Linked DNA regions of Homo sapiens: region 1 is linked to region 2. Evidence: read pairs that join two places in POLR2A ChIA-PET (ENCODE). Cell type or tissue: OCI-LY7. All regions are shown on one strand. Region 1 overlaps UBR4 (ubiquitin protein ligase E3 component n-recognin 4). Region 2 overlaps SLC66A1 (solute carrier family 66 member 1).

Evidence for each region. ChIA-PET counts read pairs that join two places held together with the same protein. Peaks named below come from ENCODE experiments on the same cell type or tissue, not always from the same donor. Only the 100,000 strongest peaks of a DNase experiment are listed, where the experiment ranks them.
Region 1: POLR2A ChIA-PET joins it to region 2 with 16 read pairs; 2 of 35 experiments call an interaction of 5 or more read pairs at or near these places.

The regions. Positions count from the first base shown.
Region 1 is chr1:19,121,922-19,124,421 of GRCh38, forward strand. It overlaps UBR4 (ubiquitin protein ligase E3 component n-recognin 4), which reads right to left. Exons shown (of 106, transcript NM_020765.3): 66 at 912-1,139; 67 at 13-91. Among named protein-coding and RNA genes, the nearest start is that of UBR4, 87 kb to the right of the region's middle. RefSeq lists an enhancer at 232-1,431. In OCI-LY7, no CTCF peak of the experiment used is centred here; no DNase peak of the experiment used is centred here.
Region 2 is chr1:19,314,300-19,316,799 of GRCh38, forward strand. All of the region lies in intron 1 of SLC66A1 (solute carrier family 66 member 1), which reads left to right. Among named protein-coding and RNA genes, the nearest start is that of SLC66A1, 3.2 kb to the left of the region's middle. RefSeq lists enhancers at 1,150-1,649, 1,561-1,730. In OCI-LY7, no CTCF peak of the experiment used is centred here; DNase peaks (open chromatin) are centred at 202, 1,462 and 2,132; H3K4me3 peaks cover 2,500 bases; H3K27ac peaks cover 2,500 bases.

The sequences.
Region 1 (2,500 bases), 190 kb before region 2:
AGCATTGCTTACAGTCATCTTTGATGCAGAATTTCTGCCAGTTGATGGTTCGCTGGGCGGCAATCTCTGCACAGGCTTTCAGGTGCTCCATCTGAAATAGGAACCAACCACGGGAAAGGAGTAACTCCACCACATTGCCCAGACAAGCACCACACCTGCTGCCTGGAGCCATCTCCCTGACTTTGGACTACACCTGAACATGATCTTCTGAGCAAGGCAGATGCTTGCTGAGATGTCTGGTCAACCTGGGACCATGACCCACACACTGCTGCAACCGCTGCAGCTCTTACCGAACCTGCCTTTGTTCTACCCCATCCCCACGCAAGGCGCTGTTTTCAGGAACCTTCAGACTACTCAATAAGGCAACAGCAAAAGGTAGACCATGACCTAAGAAACTATAATCCAGTTTACTTTTCTTGATATATAACGATAAGCAAGAACATGAGCCAGCTAGATTAAAGACGTTCTTTCTAGGTTGTTCACATACAAAATACTCAGTTTACTCCTCTAAGTCCAAACAGTTTCTCTTTAGGCAGCAATACATTTTTCTACTCGAACCTTCATCATTTCTTTAGTATTCAAGGGTAAAAACCAGAGGTGCACAAAGAGATCAGTCCTGACTAGGATGTAAGCAAATGGCACTGGTAAGAAGCTCGGGCCACTCACCTCACAGTGGAGGAACTGCTGCCAGGTGGGATGAGAGTGCTGAGGGGGACATCCCAGATCCTGAAGCCAACTACACATGGTACAGCACCCAGACAGGGGTTATGGATTTACCCTCATCTCAGCCCTAACCATGCCATTGTCAACACAGTTAAAAGTCCTGCATTATTACCTCCAGCCCTATTACCTACTTGGCTAAGCCTTATCACATCCCCCCTCCCTGCCCTACCAGGTCCCAGCCCTCGTACCAGGCTGATGAGTGTGTCATATTGCAAGGCGGAGCCTGAGCTGGCTGTAACCACACTTGCCCGGAGGAATATCCCCTGCTCTTCTAGCAGCTTCTTGATCCCACGCACGTGAGAGTCCAGGGTGTGCAAATCCCGGAGCTGGCGGTACTTCTCTTTGGATCCACAGATGAAGAGCAGAAGTTTGCGGACTTGACGGCGCACAAATGGAGTCTGCTGGATCATGAGGTACTTGAGAAGAAAAACACCACAAAGAGTAAATGACTCTGGGACTGTATCTATATCAACTGTGGCTCTCACACCCTGGGTTTTAATAAACTGTTATTAAAAGCTGGGGACAGGCCGGGCACGGTGGCTCACAGCTGTAATCCCAGCACTTTGGAATGCCGAGGTGGGCTGATCACTTGAGGTCAGGAATTTGAGACCAGCCTGGCCAACATGGTGAAACCCCATCTCTACCAACAATACAAAAATTAGCTGGCCGTGGTAGCACTGCCTGTAATCCCAGCTACTAGGGAGGCTGAGGCAGAAGAATTGCTTGAACCCAGAGGGCGGAGGTTGCAGTGAGCAGAGATCGTGTCACTGCACTCCAACCTGGGTCAACAGAGTGAGACTTGGTCTTAAAAAAAAAAAAAAAAACAAAGGCTGGGGAGAAACACAAACCAAGCTATTTCCTCTTGACCAAACCAGCCTCTCTTAAACTTAAATATCCTTTAATGAGACCAGGAGAAAGAAAGGGAGAGAAAGAAATCAAAGAGGAAAATACCAATATTCATGCATCTCTTCCTTGTGCCCTTAGGAATCTACAGGCAAGCTGGACTCCACTTCAGCCCACCCAAAGGGAAACTATCAAGAAAAAAACCATTCCAAATCTCTTTTTCAGGTAAAAGAGCTAAAGAGAAGATTGGGTTGGTACAACTATGTAACTCAAAATCCTCATCTGAGGTTTGCTAACAGATTATTCTTCCCAGAGTTAATCTATCTCAGGGTTGCTGTCTGGTTACTAAGGTTATTAAAGCCATTGTCTCTCAGTTCCCAACCCACCCCTACTGACACTGCCCAGTGATGCTGAGGCCAGAATTATGCCAATGCACTACTTCTTTGCCAGCTGGCTCCCTCTTAGGTTCTGCCAACAGGGAGGGACACTGGCAGCAGGAGGAAGAAGGGGCTTGCTTCTTCCCATCTGCCTGCAGTCCTAGCAACAGCCCTGCACCCTGGCAGCCACAGTGAGTTCTAATCATCAGCTTCTCTCACTGCTCCCAGCATCAACCGCATCACATCCCCTCAGGGAACCCACTTCCTGATAACTGCTTCAGGCAGTTACTATCCCTGTGTTACCTCATGTTTCCTTTTTATCTTTTTTGTTGTCCAACAGCATTTACCCAATTTCCCATATTGAAATCTCTCTATTAAGATAACTAGTATACTTTGTTTTTCTGACAGAACCTAAATTATTAAACTTGCCCATTATCAGCACGTGAGGCGAAGTTCAACACACAGAATCAGAAGGTAAAGTATGGCTTGTTTGATACACATCTCCCACAGTTCTACCACACAGTATGTTCCAGAAGGGCAAGACCAAGACCTACAAA
Region 2 (2,500 bases):
TCCTCAAGACAACTCCCCAACACGCACGCATACTGGGGTGCATCCATTTCATTTCCTCCTTAACCTAGGGAAAGGGGGAAGTGAGAGAGAGGCCGCAGGGGCCATAAACCAAGGTACCTTCCTCGAGACAACCCCCCAACACACACATGCTGAGATGTGTCCATTTCATTTCCTCCCTAACCTGGGGAAAGGGGGAAATGAGAGGGAGAGTCCCCAAGGTGGTTGAGATGCTGGACTCTCATCCTGAAAACAGTCGCTGCCATGTGTTGTCAGGCACAGGGCTGAGAGCTTTATGTGCATTTAGTCAGGGCAGCTGCCCCAAGGAGTGAGTGTCGTTAGCCCCATTTTATGGACAGGCTCAGGCAGGTTAATTCACTTCCAGGGCTGCTCAGCCTCACCTGTCAAATGAGCACAGTATACCCAACCTTGCTGGGGAGTGGTGAGGATGGCAGTGGATGAGCTGCAGCCTTGTGTTCAGACTCTGCAAGGGGGTGTGGGGGTGCACCCCAGTTGGCAGTGGTGGCTGAGAACATGAGGACTTGATTTGAAATGCCTTTGGCCTTGCAAACGTGTAGTTCTCACCTGGACTATATGGTTTTTTTTTTGTTTGTTTGTGTTTTGTTTTGTTTTTGAGAGTCTTGCTCTGTCACCCAGTTGGAGTGCAATGGCGCGATCTCAGCTCACTGCAACCTCTGCCTCCTGGGTTCAAGTGATTCTCCTGCCTCAGCCTCCTGAGTAGCTGGGATTACAGGCACGCACCCACCACGCCTGGCTAATTTTTGTATTTTTGATAGAGATGGTGTTTCACCATGTTGGCCAGGCTGTTCTCCAGCTCCTGAGCTCAAGTGATCCAACTGCCTTGGCCTCCCAAAGTGCTGGGATTACAGGTGTGAACCACTGCGCCCGGCCACACCTGGACTATATGTTAATTTGGAGTGGCCTTTCAGGGGCCGGAGATGGAGCATCAGGTGAAGGCTTCCAACATCATCTGTGCTGATGGTCCCCCAGGTGGGCCACGAAGACACAGGGAAGAGGCTTTCAGCCTCCCTGCCTGTGCCAGGCCCTGGAGGTAGTCCAGTGAGCTGGGCTGACAGTGACCTGGGGCACCCTTACCTTTAGGTCCAGGGTCTCTGCCCACAGCGAGTCACATTAGGGCTGAGGGTCTACGGCTTCCTGAGAGGAGGTGCTGACTCACTTCCTTTCCCTCCCGGTGCTCCCTGGTCTCTGTGTCCTCAGCAGTTCCGTGGGGCCAGCCAGGGACTAGCTGGGGAGCCCAGGCCTCCTGACACAAGTGGGAATGAAGGCAGCTAGAGACAGCCCCCACCTGGATGAGGAAATCCCCTCTGAGCACAGGGAAAAAAGAGGAAGCCCACTTTCTGGCTGTGCAGTCATGCCAGACCACAGAGGCTTCTCTGTCTCTCTCTCTCCCTCCCTCTCTCCCTCTCTCTCTCTCGAGCCACAGAAGTCTTCTGCTTCGCTGGTGACAGATGGACCTGAGGCGGGTGGTGTGGCAGGTGGCTATGAGCAGGGGTGTAGGTCTGAGTCTTGGGTTTGACTCTGTAGTTTCCTGGCTGGGTGGCGCTGGCACATCACTTCCGCACTCTGGCTCAGGCTCCTTGTGGATATCAGTGGTCCCCACTTCATAGTTGCTGGGAAGATGCAACATGAGTGCATGCAGGATGCTTGGCTCACCGGTCCGAGCTGTGGTGATGATCACTGATGGAGATGGCCCAGCCGAGCCTCACTTTCCCTCCCTCCTCTAAGGTGTCACGCAGGCAATGACTGCTCTACTCACTGTCCAGGGTGCCCGGGTAGCGGGAGAGGCCTGCCCTGCCCACCCCTGCGATCAGCCATATTCTGGCTTTGTCATTGTGACGGTGGGGAGGTGGCTGTGGACTCCCTGCTGTTAGGCATCCCCCCCACACTCTGTGAGCTCCTGGGAGAATACAGGCTGCATCGTCCCAAACTTGAGTCCTTGTCATTCATGCAACCCCGGGGATCCCTTGCTCCTCTTCTCCACTTGCCTCATCTGTGTGGGGCAACTCTTTATGGTTTGTGTGTGTGTGTGTGTGTGTGTGTGTGTGTGTGTGTGTGTTTTCTTTTAAGACAGGGTTCAGCTCTGTCGCCCAGGCTGGAGTGCAGTGGCATGATCATGGCTTGCTCTGCAACCTCCACTTCCTGGGCTCAAGCGATTCTTCCACCTCAGCCTCCTGAGTAGCTAGCTGGGACTACAAGCGTGTGCCACCACACCTGGCTAATTTTTGAATTTTTCATGGAGACAGCGTTGCCCAGCCTGTTCTCGAACTCCTGGGCTCAAGTAATCTTTCCCACCTCAGCCTCCTAGAGTGCTGGCACAGTGCCCAGCCCTTATTTTGTTGTTGTTTTGACACAGGGTCTTGCTCTGTCATCCAGGCTGGAGTGCATTGGTGTGATCATGGCTCTCTATAGCCTGTACCTCCTGGGCTCAAGTGATCCTCCCACCTCAGCCTCCTGAGTAGCT